2 separate regions of the Mus musculus genome follow, and region 2 is linked to region 1. Evidence: chromatin loops called from intact Hi-C (ENCODE). Cell type or tissue: heart. All regions are shown on one strand.

Region 1 (8,000 bases):
CCTCTTCCCTCGCCCCTTTGAGAGGGGTATCAACATGAAGGACTTCACTGTGAAGCCAAGTCTGGCCTATCTGGGAGAGCCAGACCTAGACCGTCCCAGACTCTTGTCCTCTCTGCTCAGTGACTGGCCCCAGCCCTTTATCACAACTCCCCATGAGGAAGCGTCATGCCCCTCCATCACTAATGAGCAGAACCTATGCTGCATCATAGGTCCAGGCCTGTGCCCAAGTGAGTGCTAGGACATCATCTCACACAAGAGATGACTGAAGCGCTTTCTGAAGTGCTTTCATGGCTTCTTCCGAAAAATCAAGGTGCCGGATTTGAAATGGAAGCAATCCTAAATGATAGTTTTCTCTCAGACATCCATGATCCTCATTTATATGACAGCAGACAGCCAAGCCTTCAACAGACTCTTATCTGAGAATGTACACTACGGTATGTCTATTTGATAACTTTTTGAATAATTAGTATATCAGATATATCAGAGAGAGGGAGAGAGAGAGCTAGAGCTATCAGACATTTTGTTGGGGCTGTAGTTTGCAGTTTGTGTTGTGCGGGGGGGGGGGGGGGGGGGGGAGAGCGCAGATCGGACTGCTGGGAAGACAGGCTCCCTGGTCGCTTACTACCTTAGGCAAGTTCTATACTTAGCATTGCCTTAGCTGAGAAGCGGTAACTGACAGGCACTCCTATCCCTCGAGGTTTATTCAGAGTGAGAGAGCGTGCACAAAAAGCTCTTCATTTGAGTGCAGTCTCAGCTGGCTGCAGTCTTCCTTCAGGCCCAGGGCAAGGGAGCCCCAACATTCTTGGCTGGGGGAGCAGCCCCCATTCCAGACGGGAAAATCACAGGGGTAGAGCTTCCATGTGTGGAACAGCACCCTGGAAAAATCTTAGCCTGCTGCTGCTGCTGTCTGACTCACGGAGTTGGAGCACATCTGGGGCTCTGGCAGCTTGTTTCTTGTCTGTGATCCAGAGAGACTCATGAAGACAGGCATGTGGGCTCTGCGCAGCCTCCCTGGCCAGCCTTCAGGCTTTGCAAGTGAGGACCTTTGACAGGCGAGCTGAGCCCTGTGCTGGAGTGTCCCTCTGAGGGCCCCCACCTTCCTGGATGCCCTCTGCATCTGCAGACCTGTAGGGAGAACCTTGCTCACTCCTGGGTCCTCTTCTGTGAGAATAATCTCTGCCTCTTTCTGTAGGAAGGGGCTTTGGCGCCAAAGGCATTCGCATGCCTGAATCCAGGTTACTCCTGTCCCACCATTTCATCACAGGCCTAAGCTCACCTCAGCTTCCCACTGTGGTAGGATTAAGGATAAAGTGGTCAATTTAAAGACTAGGCTGGTACCACTACCATTAAACCTGCCTTCTGCCACTGGTTTCCACTTGCTTGCTTTCCTGTCCAGTCTCTGCACCAAGATCACTACCTCCAAGCATGGCCTGGCACTCTCTTTTCTCCTCTTGTCCTGTCGTTCTGTCTCAGAGATCCCTCTGGCATGAGGACTTTGCTGTGCAGGCTCCCACTTTCCTCTCCACTCATGGGTAGTCCCTCCCCTCAAATCCGCTTGGTTTCCTCCTGCATGGCCAGGTTGAACAATCATACAATCCTCTTCAAGTCTTCACACTACCATGCTGGTTTAGAATAGCAGTTCAAACCTTGCTGCTCACACCAGCAGCACTCTGGCGAGTCAGCTGCAGTCTGCATGCATGCCCGTTCCACACGTCTGGTTCCCCATCTTCACTGACAACTTATAAGAAACAGAAAGCTGTCCACTGCAGCCCAAAGGGCATCTTTCTTCCAGGATCGTGATTCTGGACAGCGCTGGGCTGGGGACTGTGCAGAGGAGCTCTCTTAAGGTCCCCAGGGGCTTCTAAGCAGATGCCCTTCAGACCTTGGAAGTGTTCCCACATGGCCTTTGACTTCCACACCCATTTCAGGGGAAACTAAGCTGAAGAAACTAGGGCGGGGTCTAAGAACAAATGTAGATTATTCAAAAAGTCCAGAGAATTGATTCTTAGATGATTCTTCGTTCCACCTTCCTGCCCTTCTCAGGTCAGGGGAAGGATGGCTCCAGGTTTGAGCAGGAGCAGCATCATTGGTGTGGTAGAGGCAGCCCACGTGAGACCATTTTAATTATGAACATGCGCAGTGGGAGAAAGAAAGCAAACACACACACGGACAAAGATACACACACACACACACACACATGGATGGAGAAGGGGGGCAGGAGAGAATTTATAGTAAATTCATAGGGCAGAGAGGAAGTCAGCCTCCTGTCTCCCCAAATTTGAATGGCATAGCTCACCATTGACCCTTAGGTCCCACCCAGTGTCTAACACTTCCATCAACATTTCTTCCTAAACACTAAAGCAAGTTCATCTTTTCCTGTCCTTGTCATGAGAGGAGGTGCCATTTTCCGTGCAGTCTTTGGTAGCATGATTACTAAAGCCACCACCGTTCTCCAAGCAGGCAAACAGAAAACCCTAGGCTTTTCTTCCTTGCCTCAGCTGCCCTGTGCTGAGGGGTCTGTCACCTGAGGTTCACAGAGGACCCTACGAGTCCTTTCACCTTCCGGCTTCATCTCTCAGCCACACTTAGGAGAATGTCCCTGAGGCAGCAGGTTGTTTCTGGAGAAAAGAGCCCTGCGAAACTCTGTATGACCATACCGACAAACTCCAGGGCTGCCTGTCCTCTGGTGTAAGTCATTCCATTTCGTCTTCTCAAGACCTCTGCCTCATTTCAGCTTTATTTTGATTGATATCAGTCAAGGCAATCGATCGCTTGTGGATCATTCCCTTCCCCTCCTTGGTTGGAAAGAGTATCTCAAACACACTGTGGTGTCATTGTGTCCTGCCCCCTGCGGGGGTGCGTGGGCACAGCTGGCATGTCTGCCACTCAGAGGAGTCAAGACAAAGACAGGATGGTGGTCCACAGCCCATGGCTTTCCAGAAGGAGAAACAGCAGAGTCTGGGATGAATGTTGTGGTTCCTGGTCTCCTATGTACCAGGCACCATCTGCATACCGCTAGGAGTGAGGAACCAGGATTCTGGTCCACAGGAAGAGAAAACATGGAGTCCTGGATGGGCTGAACTCAGAGTGGGTGACTCAGAGTCTGATTCAGTGTGGGTGTCAAGAGAATATGGAGGACTTGGAAGAGAAAATGCCCTCTCTTGTAAATTTGGGCATGGCTCTTTACGATGAAGGCCTCCCCTGCAGCAATCCTTGATGAAGAGACGATCCTTGCTTATTCATACGGCTTTGTTTGCTGGAGGATGTGAAGGCATACACTGTGGAAAGCCTCCTGGGATGTCATCCTTACTCACTTGTTCCAACCGTAAAGAGAAATAGTAAGATCAACAGGTTTGTGCCCGAATGGGAACCTTTCTGGCTTCAGGCACCAATCTTATCCCAGAAGCATCTTCACTGTCTGTCCAGACAGGAACCAAACCTAGAATCCTAGACTTCCTCCCCAAACAGCAGCCTCTGTCTTCACAATCAGTATGTAAGCAAGTCAGCTTGTCGGCATTACCTCTGTCCAGTTCCATCATTGGACCCAACACTCCCACCCATCCTCCCATTAACGCTGGATGGTCTTTCACAGGCCCTCCTTCCACTGTGCTGAAAAAGCAGCTCCAATCCTCTAGGATGCTAGAACCCACTTTCCCCCCTTTTAGTCTCTGAAATACAGCTACCTGCCTGTGTGGTTCCTAAATTGACTGGATTCCCACAAAGGTGGGCACCTGCCCTTGCCTCCTGAGAGTTTCCATTCCCCAAACAGGGCCTGAAACCAGGTCATGCTCACACATGGTTCTGGAGACTTGGGGCGGGGGCGGAGATTTGATTTGAAATACTAGAGTCATTCTCCCTACCATTTTATCTTTGAATGGTTAGATAGACCACGTGTTAGCACAACAGTGAGCACTCTGCCTTGAACATATGGCATACCCTCAATTTCCTCTAGGGGGACACTTCTGCCTTGAACATATGGCATACCCTCAACTTCCTCTAGGGGGACTCTTCTGCCTTGAACATATGGTATAATCCCTGCCAGCTTGCATAATGCTACTCATCTGCCCACAGCAGCTCCCACAGCATGGGCAGGGCAGTAGCTGCCCTGTCTCATTTGCCTTGGGATCCCATGACAGTTCCGGATGCTCTCTGGTTTTCAACACTGATGCAGATGTGGCAGTCCTGGTAGTGTTGGTCAGTGGCAAGGGTTTGAAGAGCCAAGCAGCAAGCATAATTTAGGAATTTAGAACATTTGCTTTTATTTATATGGAGAGCTCCAGAAGGCAGCTGGTCTCTTCCCTATGCTGAAACAGTACAGCAAGACAGACCAGGGTATGTGGATGCCCACTCCTTCAAGTGCCCAAGGGATGCCAAGGATGAGTCTTCTGCAGACTGCAGGGGGCAGCCCACAGGGCAGTGCTTACACTATCAAGGTCAGGCTTTTCCCTCAGAAGATCACAGTTTGGATCCTGAGAGGAATCTGCATGGGCTTCAGCCTCTCAGGCACCAAGAGCGGGCTCCAGGGCCAGAGACAGAGCTCTGTACCGAAGGCCTCAAGTGTCACTCACCGCAATGGCCAGTGTCTAAGTTGAAGAGCAGAAGGGAGGCTTGGCAAGCTATCTGGATTGCTAAAAAGATGGCTTTTTAAAGTGCTAGATTCGCAGTTCGTAATAGTTCACAAGAATATTACAAGGGACTCAAATCTGAGCAGGCAGAAACACAGGCTGGGCTAGACTAACAGAACCAGAACTTTATTCACAGTTAGAAAAGGTCCTAATCTAGAATTCAAACTTTGAAATCCAATGTCTTTTAAGAATGAAAATTCTTAAATCCGTCAGACCAGCTGACAGGGCAAACGGGAGAAAGTTACCCATTAAGACAGCAACAGAAACGAAAACAACAAAAACAACAACAACACAAAACATAACTCAGTCTCCCTTCACTTCCAGTGCCCCAGCCACCTCCCACTCCTATAAAATACACAGTTAAAGCCAGGCATTCTTGCACACATTCAAATCACAAACAAAATACCGAACACCCAAGGAGACCTTAGGAACCACTTAGGGTTCCTCATGAGCTCCTTAATGCTCTTCTCTTTTTCTCTAGATGAGAAGACACAAGCTGGGGCTGGATAAGCCTGGTTTCTCAGCTTCAGTCAAGAAGCCTGAATCATACCCAGGAAGGAAGGGTGGCTGAGGTGAAGCACCACAAGCACTCTCAACAGCTGGCTGGGAATCCTGACACTGTGTGTGACACAGTCCAGCATTGCACCTGACATTAAATTACCTATGAAGAATTAGGAAAAAGTTTTAGGGGACTTTTTTGGAGAAAGGTGTCTAATTAGGATTTTTGGCTCTGAGAGCTGTGGATCGTTGACTTAAATCTATTGTCTAGGCCAGTGTCTTATATATCCACTGGAGAATAAGTTACTCCTAACTGGTTAGCTTCTCACCAGCGGTCTTCCCTGCAAAAGCCAAGCTGGGAAATTCAGGCAATTCAGATGCGCAGACTCACGTGTCAATACTGACATTGCCCAGTGTGCAGTGAGAGTCTGAGACATCTGTTCCTCTGCTTGCTTCACCCTACAGACGATGGTTTTTCCACTTTGGTAAAATAAATAATTCAGAATATAATGAAAATCCAAAACGAGGACAAGTGTGAGGCTGAAATGTATTCTGACCCTCAACAGTGACTTATTAAACTCATCAACAGTGACTTATTACACTCACACCTGCAGTTCCTCCCCAGGCGAAGGGGTGACATATAAGGTGTGAGGTTCTGGGTCACCCCATCCCTCACAACCTGTATATATTACAGTTTTTTATAAATAGACATATTGGACTTAAGCCACAATACAAATGCCAAGGGTTTAGATCTTTCCCCCATAAATATCTAAATATTATAGCCACATGGCACCTAGACATTTTGATGAACACTCTAGCTGCCATGATGGTCAAGAGCCCATGTCGCTACCCAAGCCAGTTACGTACTCCATTGGATAATAACCACTGAGCCATCGCTCCAGCTCTCACTCCATGGGATAATAAAGCCAAGAAGAAAACATCCACTTTGCAACAAACTCATGACAGAGCTCCTTTGAATAAAAGCCCAATTAATGGTTTGGTTTCCCCATTCCCAGACACTTGTTACATAGTACAGTTTTCAAGGTCACATCAATTAGATGAATAAATGTAGTCTAGATGGCTTGATGATTTCAGGGTCACATCTGCCACATAAAATGGACCACTTAGATTAGTAAACAAGGTCCACTGGCTTGTCTGTGTTGACTGCTCACTTACTGATGTGACAGCTTGGGGTGCCATTTCTTGGATGAGAATATGAGCCATGTTGCCACACCAGTGTGGCTAACCGCATTCTCTAGCTAGTGAGCAGAACTGGGCATTTGGACTGAAGTTTAACCTAGATATTCCAGTAATGGCTTCCTAGGGAATTTGGTTTTTAATTTCTCTGTTCTTCACTATACAAATGATATAATTTTGATGAGTCACATCAAACCACTTGATTAGATGACTGCCATCTCTACAAAACAAAACCCCAAACTGGAGCAAACAGATGAGTAGCCCTTTAGAAAATCCAGACAGTGATGAACCTTGCAGACCACACACCCAGGAAGCTTTCAGAGTTCGTCTCTTGAAGGCACAGTGTCCAGGGAAGTTGGCGGTGGAAGTGCTTCCGTGTTCTTGGCGGTGCTGCGGATGTGTCCTTGCTTCCGGGATTTCCAGGAGTGTGTCCTGTCCCAGTCAGTGGCCACTGTCTCATTGTCCCAGATGGTTGACGTTTCTGTGTCGCTCAGATAGCCTGGCTGGCCTGTGTAGTGCGTAGGGTAGATGAGCAGAGGCTCTGCGGAGAAGGCTTTCAAGTCCCTGGACTCATAATACTCCTTGTACTCAGCCCTGTAAACAAGAGGTGCACAGCCACATGAGGGGCGGAAAGAAGTCTCAGGGAATGGGGAAGGCAGAGAGCCCTGCTTGTCATCTCTGAAACTGCCTGGGTACATTTCTTGCTTTTGTAAAGTTCTATCGATTGTGGAGAACCTTAGACTACAAACACAAAAAGGATTTCTTTAAAGTGTTGAGAAGGTCTGTAGAGACAAGCAAAACCGGTTGCGGTTGGGTAGAACAGTTTAGTGAAAGAGCTTCAAGTCTTACTCTGAAAGGTAAGACATCAACTCTATTGGACTCACAGCGATAAATAAACATGACCAATTCTCAATCAGTGTTCCATTCCTGTTTCCACTGATAAAGAAATGAGGACATCTGAGACCTGGAGAGCCACAATGGGGTAAGGGACATGGAGAAGGTTTGGAGGCATGCTAGCTGGCCATCGCACCCCAGTTCTTGCTTGCTGCCCTGGCTCTATGCAGTTGTAAAACTAGAGGGACATCTTTGCTTCCTCCAAGGGTTCCTTGAAAGTTACGTGAAGGATATCTATACAGTATCTTTGTCCACAGGAGAATTAAGTGCTATGTTCCTTTCTGTTTCAGGAGATAGTGGCTTGACTCTATATCTCTGTCAGTATACAGAGGTAACGCATATTGTGTAAAAGATGGCAGATAGCTCCATCTTTACTGGTGACAAGATAAAATGATCAAGCTGTATCGTGGGGACCTCAACAGCTAAAAGGAAGGTCCGAGTTGGAGATCACTTAGCAACTGAGAGAAGGGATCAAGGTCAGAACCTGGCCTCCTGCTCCACTCATGATTTTAGGACACATTGCTTCAGCAGCTATTACAAATACTCTAAGGGTCTAAGAGATGTGTGGCTATTTCTGCCTCTAAGAATTTATAGCCCACTGTGAGGACTAACAGGTAACTGCCATTTACTAGACCCTTTGATAAGTATCGGGTCAGTCAGCAGGGCCTTGGGCATTGAGTACTGTATTCCTCCTTTCTTGGATATCTGGCTCAGATGCCATCTTCTCTTCCCCTGAATTTCTTGCCACCTCCATGACTATGAGTGAGCGTCATGAGACATCATGAT
Region 2 (8,000 bases), 49 kb after region 1:
ATATACTAAAAATTATAAAAATTAACTATCTTGGTACAGAAATTCTGTTAAGTCTGCAAAACCTAACCATGTTTCCCAATGTGAGCTTTAGAATATTTTCTGGCTTCTGACACTGATACTGAAACTGGAGTAAGTATTACAACTCCAGGGTATTTCTTCAGTTATGGTTAATTTAAGAGCTCACAAAGGCAAGCTAATATAATTCAAGGTCAGAGATATTAAGGATTCTTCATCACTCTAATAAAACCAAATCAATTTGGAAAAGGCAAAATTATGGCTTAAACCAGTGGTCCTCAACCTTCATAATGCTGCAGCCTTTTAATACAGTCCCTCATGTTGTGGTGATCCCCAACCAAAAAATTATTGTCATTGCTACTTTAATTTTGCTATTGTTATGAATTGTGACATAACTATCTGATATGCAGGATATCTAATATGTGACCCCCAAAGGGGTCATGACCCACAAACTGAGAACAGCTACAAACAGATGTGCATGCCAGCATCTGAAAAAACGACACCGATGTATGGTATAAAGCTCACTGATTTTCTAGATCTAATTGTGTCATGGAATTTCGGTGTTAGTGGTGAATAACCGCATAACAACACATCCGATAGCGAAAAGGTTAACCTCCAGCGTGAAGCGTCACGGCCTCATAACAGATATTCTCGGGCAGCGGTGGCGCACACCTTTAATCCCAGCACTCGGGAGGCAGAGGCAGATGAATTTCTGAGTTCGAGGCCAGCCTGTTCTACAGAGTGAGTACCAGGATAGCCAGGGTTACACAGAAAAAAAAACCTGTCTCAAAGAACAAAAACAAAACCAAACAAACAAAAAACAGAAACAAAAGCACACACAAACACACACACAAAACAAAAACAAACAACAACAACAAAACCCTAGATATTCTAACTTATTAAAAGTTCATTGAAATACATAGACTTTGGGTCTGGTTATTCTTGGTGTGTGATGTTTTCTAGCTGCAAGGTTTTTTTTTCCCCCTCTTAATTATGAAGTTCATCAAAATAGATACTTGAATTAAAAGCAGCCTTATTAAAAACATCACTCAAAAGGTAAGAGCCAACTGTGGAGTACTAAGTGTCTATTTGAAAGTGGGCCAGAAGGACCAACATTGTAAAAATGGCTATCTTGCCAAAAGCAATCTACAGATTCAATGCAATCCCCATTAAAATTCCAACTCAATTCTTCAACGAATTAGAAGGAGCAATTTGCAAATTCATCTGGAATAACAAAAAACCGAGGATAGCAAAAACTCTTCTCAAGGATAAAAGAACCTCTGGTGGAATCACCATGCCTGACCTAAAGCTTTACTACAGAGCAATTGTGATAAAAACTGCATGGTACTGGTATAGAGACAGACAAGTGGACCAATGGAATAGAATTGAAGACCCAGAAATGAACCCACACACCTATGGTCACTTGATCTTCGACAAGGGAGCTAAAACCATCCAGTGGAAGAAAGACAGCATTTTCAACAATTGGTGCTGGCACAACTGGTTGTTATCATGTAGAAGAATGCGAATCGATCCATACTTATCTCCTTGTACTAAGGTCAAATCTAAGTGGATCAAGGAACTTCACATAAAACCAGAGACACTGAAACTTATAGAGGAGAAAGTGGGGAAAAGCCTTGAAGATATGGGCACAGGGGAAAAATTCCTGAACAGAACAGCAATGGCTTGTACTGTAAGATCGAGAATTGACAAATGGGACCTAATGAAACTCCAAAGTTTCTGCAAGGCAAAAGACACTGTCTATAAGACAAAAAGACCACCAACAGACTGGGAAAGGATCTTTACCTATCCTAAATCAGATAGGGGACTAATATCCAACATATATAAAGAACTCAAGAAGGTGGACCTCAGAAAATCAAATAACCCCCTTAAAAAATGGGGCTCAGAACTGAACAAAGAATTCTCACCTGAGGAATACCGAATGGCAGAGAAGCACCTGAAAAAATGTTCAACATCCTTAATCATCAGGGAAATGCAAATCAAAACAACCCTGAGATTCCACCTCACACCAGTGAGAATGGCTAAGATCAAAAATTCAGGTGACAGCAGATGCTGGCGAGGATGTGGAGAAAGAGGAACACTCCTCCATTGTTGGTGGGATTGCAGGCTTGTACAACCACTCTGGAAATCAGTCTGGCGGTTCCTCAGAAAATTGGACATAGTACTACCGGAGGATCCAGCAATACCTCTCCTGGGCATATATCCAGAAGAAGCCCCAACTGGTAAGAAGGACACATGCTCCACTATGTTCATAGCAGCCTTATTTATAATAGCCAGAAACTGGAAAGAACCCAGATGCCCCTCAACAGAGGAATGGATACAGAAAATGTGGTACATCTACACAATGGAGTACTACTCAGCTATTAAAAAGAATGAATTTATGAAATTCCTAGCCAAATGGATGGACCTGGAGAGCATCATCCTGAGTGAGGTAACACAATCACAAAGGAACTCACACAATATGTACTCACTGATAAGTGGATACTAGCCCAAAACCTAGGATACCCACGATATAAGATACAATTTCCTAAACACATGAAACTCAAGAAAAATGAAGACTGAAGTGTGGACACTATGCCCCTCCTTAGAAGTGGGAACAAAACACCCATGGAAGGAGTTACAGAAACAAAGTATGGAGCTGAGATGAAAGGATGGACCATGTAGAGACTGCCATATCCAGGGATCCACCCCATAATCAGCTTCCAAATGCTGACACCATTGCATACACTAGCAAGATTTTACTGAAAGGACCCAGATGTAGCTGTCTCTTGTGAGACTATGCCGGGGCCTAGCAAACACAGAAGTGGATGCTCACAGTCAGCTAATGGATGGATCACAGGGCTCCCAATGGAGGAGCTAGAGAAAGTACCCAAGGAGCTAAAGGGATCTTCAACCCTATAGGTGGAACAACATTATGAACTAACCAGTACCCCTGAGCTCTTGACTCTAGCTGCATATGTATCAAAAGATGGCCTAGTCGGCCATCACTGGAAAGAGAGGCCCATTGGACACGCAGACTTTGTGTGCCCCGGTACAGGGGAACGCCAGGGCCAAAGGGGGGGAGTGGGTGGGTAGGGGAGTGGGGGTGGGTGGGTAAGGGGGACTTTTGGTATAGCATTGGAAATGTAAATGAGCTAAATACCTAATAAAAAATGGAAAAAAAAAAAAAAAAAAAAAAAAAGAAAGTGGGCCAGAAGCAGCTCCTTTCTTCGTGAGGTCTAGAAGGCACAGCCACCCACAGAGCCCCTAGGTGTTGTGCTGCCTGGAGAGGGAGAGGTGCTGTGTGATGTGGAGTAGCGTGGGACACCAGGAGTATCTGAGGACAAAGACCGGGTTATAGGAGGGCAAACAACCAAGGAGATAGGAAGCAGTTCCCAGGGAGCCACGGAACTGCTTGTGTTTATGCCAAGAACTGGGGCACAGCAGCTACAGTCATCTCCACTGGGCCCAGGGCCACAGGCTACTACTGCCCTGTGGAACGGGAAGCCACACAGAGTGCAGGGAGCATCAAGCCACTCTCTCACGAAGTGAAGCACGAGTAGAGTCACTCCTGGACCAGAATTAGATTTACAGCATAACATTCTTCATAGAATTCCGATATTTTTCATTGTTTTTTAAGTAATGTGAAATAATTTACTCATTTTTCTTCGCGGTTGTTTCTTTGTCACACAGGACTATGTTCTCGTTGTCCTCTTTGCATATGGAAGCATTTCCCAGTCCCTTTTAAAAATATTGTTATTAGAGGAAATAAAGGTTTCTGGCCTGCAGATGAAACAATCCCCAAATCTGCCTAAATATCCTCTGCTGTACTGAGAAGGTGGTTTCATGGACTCTGCAGAGATACCCATGTGTAACTAAAAATAGAAGCACAGAGCTAAGGCAGGCCCACAGTTCCTTCCCAGTGAGTAGAGTTCCCTTTGTTCTCTGGCTTCCTCAGCAAAGGACAGCTTCCTGGCTGCAGCTGAGGGAGAAACTTTTCCTCTGACCTTTGATGTTCTGGGCCCATCTTTCCAACAGCGGGTCCCAGAGGAAGAAGAGCGCTGCTGGACCAGCCCAGCCCAGCCCAGGCAGGAAGCCCTTTATCTCCCACTAAGACCTCCCTAGCTAAATACACAGAAACGCAGGCAGACAGGTCTGACTACAGCTTTTCTGTTCCCGAACAAATAAGTGTTTCTGTGTATTCATAATAATGAAAAAGCATGTGGGCTCAGGGATACTCAGACAGGCCGAAGCAGGAGAGGCTCAGGTGCGGTTTCCTGGAGGAGACATGAGGCGTGCGTTAATGGTTCTTTTTTCATAGTCCTGCAAGATAATGTACCAGTGAGGGGCATGTTCCACCACGAGATTCATTCATATTCACCATAAGAATACAAAGACATCCAATTGAAAGCACAGGACACGTGTGCATCCCTTCAGGACAAGCTGAGGCTCTCTGGCTCTTCGCGTAAACTTGCGAGCTCCATCAGATCCAAATGGAAAGTGAGAATTCCTCAGAGTCCTTATCCTTTGTCAGACAGACCAGGAAAGGTACCCAGAGGAGTAATGGGGCATCCCTCAGACACTGAAGAAAACCGGTGATGTGGGTTGGGATGTGGCTCAATGGTAGAATACTTCCATAGCATATACACAGCTCTGGATTGAATCCCCAGCATCAAGAAAATAAATGTGTGCCAAGCAAATGACACCACAAACCCATCATGGCACAGCAGATAGCTGGACGCCTGGACAAGTGTTCCACAGATCATCTGTGGCCACTAAACCAGACACTGTCCACGGAAACACAAACATGGTGCTGTGGTCCAAATGTTCCTCTGGAATCCAGTCAGAAGGTGGGACTTGGGGCCAATGTGATTGCATAAGACTCTGGGCCTTTAGAAGGCTGTTCACTCGAGAGGGTGGGCAAGCCTTATGGGCTCCTCCTGCTATTTGAGGGAGCAGCAACAAGCTACCAACTGTGAGGCAGAGGTGGAGCCCTTATCTGACACCAGCTCTACCAGCAACTTGATCTTGTACTTCCCAGGCTCCAAAGCCAAGTCCTTCGCTTACAGATGATGTAATCTAAGATACATTGGTACAGTAGCTCCAATTAAGATCCATGTGCTTGCTGGAAAAGCGGGTTCTTGATCATTTATCTCTGTCCCACGGTCTCTCTGAATTACACTCGGGTGAAAGGGGAGCTCAGACCTTTCTGAGCTAACACTGAAAAACTATGATTGAGCTTTACTGATTATTATTTTTTTTTAAGATCAGAGTTTGGGTTTTGAAGGCCACTGTCTTAGTTTCTATTGTTATAGTAAATGCCATGACTAAGAGCAACTTGGGGAGGAAAGGACTTATTTCAGCTTGTAATACTCAGGCGACACTTCATCATTGAGGAAAGTCAGGTCAGGAACCTGCAGGCAACTGAAGAAGAGACCTTGGAGGAACACGGCTTACTGAGTTGCTTCTGGCTTGCTCAGCTGCTCTCTTAAACAACTCAGGACCACTGTCCAGGGTGACAGCCCCCTCCACACATTGGGACCTCTCACATAAATAATTAATCAAGAAAATGGCCTCCGGACTTTCCTACAGGAAACTTGATGGAGATATTTTCTCAGCTGTGTTTCCTCTTCCCAATAACTGTGTGGAATTGACAAACATGCAGGGGTTTCTCTTTGCCTCTAGGGAACACTTAGACCCTGTAGCACTGAGGGGTGTCCCTCTTTCATTTTTAGAGGAGCTGTGGCCTTGGATGGCTTCAGTGCTCATAGTTTGATCCTCTTTGTCCATTAGCACCTCTTTGCTTATTTTCTCAGTGTTGAAGTATCTTAATTTTATAAAATATTTTGCCTATAGTATTTAAAATATTACTTTATAAAGCAATAATTATAAGTGAATGAACACCATGATATCACATATGATTTGTGATTTAAAGAAAATAAAAAGGAGAGAAAAAGCTATATAGGACCAAAGTCTTCATGCACTCTTAAAACTACATAGCTACCGACCTGAACACTAATTATAAACTTAGTTGTTAGTTGCAATACCCAGAGAAACCATGACGAGAACAACCAAAAACTATACACTGAAATAAATGAAAAAGGAATCAAAATCTTACTATAGACTTAGCCAACTAATACAAAGGAATGGCATCTCAAAGCCCCCAAGGAATTAAAAAAGAAAACAGAAAATAGCATCATCATAGAAAACGAAAAAGAAGTAGACAGGATTACTTCCTTCCATACAGGGAGGGCAGGGCTGACAGAAACAGGTGCAACACCCACATGGCTCCAGGGGACACACAGGCCACATCTAAAGCCTTCCTTGTACCCAGTCTTCGTCACCTCTAGCTTTGAAAGTCAGTAAAGGTTCAGGCATCAAAAAGGGTCAAAAGCCAACACCCTGGAATTGTGGCCAATAGCACATGTAGGATTGTGTCAGCCGAGGAAGGCCTTGGGCTGGTGGGCACATTGCTGCTGGTTGGTGGAAGAGAGCCCATGGGCCACTGAAGAAGCCTGTCTGTAGGCTGCCAGGGCTTCAAGGATAACAGGGGTGGCGCCAGGACTCAGATTTACCTGGTAATATCTAAAAGCAGCTAGGCTAAGCCTGCCATCTCTCCTTGTTCCAGAAAGTCGGTTTTTATTCTGAAATCTTGGCTCTTAAGTGATAACCAGCTTGAAATAATTAGAACCGGTTCATTTACTTTAACCGCATGTCCTTCAGAGGCTGTTAGGGCTAAAGTCACGTTGGTAAGCCGGGGGCCACTGGAACCCTACTGAAGCTAGACTGGATTTCTCAGCTCTCCAGGGCATGCATTCTCGATCACTTCCATATGCACTGGGTCCTGGGGAATGTTCTTGGCTTCCCTGGCACCTTGGAATGTCTAGGCCTTTGGCATATGGAGTAACAGGACTCCAGCTGATGTCAAAAAACCGTCATCTCCAAACAGCAGTCATTCAGAGAACAGTGGTGGAATGAACACTGCTAGTCAGGGCCTGGACCATTCTCACCATGAGTAGAAACTGCCAAAAGAGTGAATTTTCCACCTTGAGATTTTAACCATGAAAGAGCCCACTTCAGTGGCTGTTTTCACTCATTAACGGTTCATTGGTGAAGATATAAAAACAAGCAAGCAAACAAACAAACAAACAAAAATTACACCTAAAAATAAAATTCCTCTTTTGAAAATAACTAATGAAATTAATATTCAATTACGGTAGTTCATAAAGCACCCCATCTTTATTCTGACCCCAGGAAGATCCTTCCCAGCAGCTGACCTACCAAAGGGAGGCCTACACTTAGCCACTACAAAGTATGCCCATTGTTTCCTGCTTCCTGGTCACCCAGTAGGGTTTCAAATATCTAGAACCCATCTTGGTGGGTGGAAACTAGATACAGATTATACACACACACACACACACACACACACACACACACACACACACACATTCGCATGCACGCTTGCAAGAGATTAAGGATACAAATACAAAATAGGGAATTGGAGAGTTCTCCCAATAAAACCCCTTTCCTAGGTCCTAATAGACCAGGAAATGAGATAAATTAATTTCTTATGAAACTCTCCTTGTGAACAAAATAAATATCTGTGCTCTAACCACTCCCCTCAGTGCACCCCTTTATTCCAGAAACAACCACAGGCATGGCACCAAAGACTGGGCAAGTGCTACATAGGACATACAACCCCTGTGGGAGTAGCCAACCAATGTCTGATTTGACTTCAGGCCCACTGCTTGAGATGGAACCCATACCTGATGCTGCTTGGGTGACCAAAAACCTGACAGTAGGTAGCCCAGGAACCCAAGGTAAAATCAAACAGTACTGTGTTACTAAAGGAAGATAACAATAAGCTCATTCCTAAGGACATTCTGCTCTATTCATAGATCAGTCAGTGCCCTCCTCAGCCATCGTCAGAGATGCTTCCTCCTGCATCGGATGGGAGCAAATAGAGTCCCACAGCCGGACATTATCCA

The links. Peaks named below come from ENCODE experiments on the same cell type or tissue, not always from the same donor. Only the 100,000 strongest peaks of a DNase experiment are listed, where the experiment ranks them.
Region 2: a loop joins it to region 1, with 2.1 times the contacts of the local background. A loop is called at or near these places in 3 of 42 quality-filtered maps.

Annotation. Positions count from the first base shown.
Region 1 is chr1:152,507,426-152,515,425 of GRCm38, reverse strand. It overlaps Colgalt2 (collagen beta(1-O)galactosyltransferase 2), which reads right to left. Exons shown (of 12, transcript NM_177756.4): 12 at 4,731-6,914. The coding sequence ends at 6,638. Among named protein-coding and RNA genes, the nearest start is that of Gm51749, 29 kb to the left of the region's middle. In heart, a CTCF peak has its summit at 3,968; DNase peaks (open chromatin) are centred at 925 and 4,005; H3K27ac peaks cover 515 bases.
Region 2 is chr1:152,457,997-152,465,996 of GRCm38, reverse strand. All of the region lies in intron 1 of Colgalt2 (collagen beta(1-O)galactosyltransferase 2), which reads right to left. Among named protein-coding and RNA genes, the nearest start is that of Colgalt2, 62 kb to the right of the region's middle. In heart, no CTCF peak of the experiment used is centred here; DNase peaks (open chromatin) are centred at 3,426, 4,006 and 4,866; H3K27ac peaks cover 2,271 bases.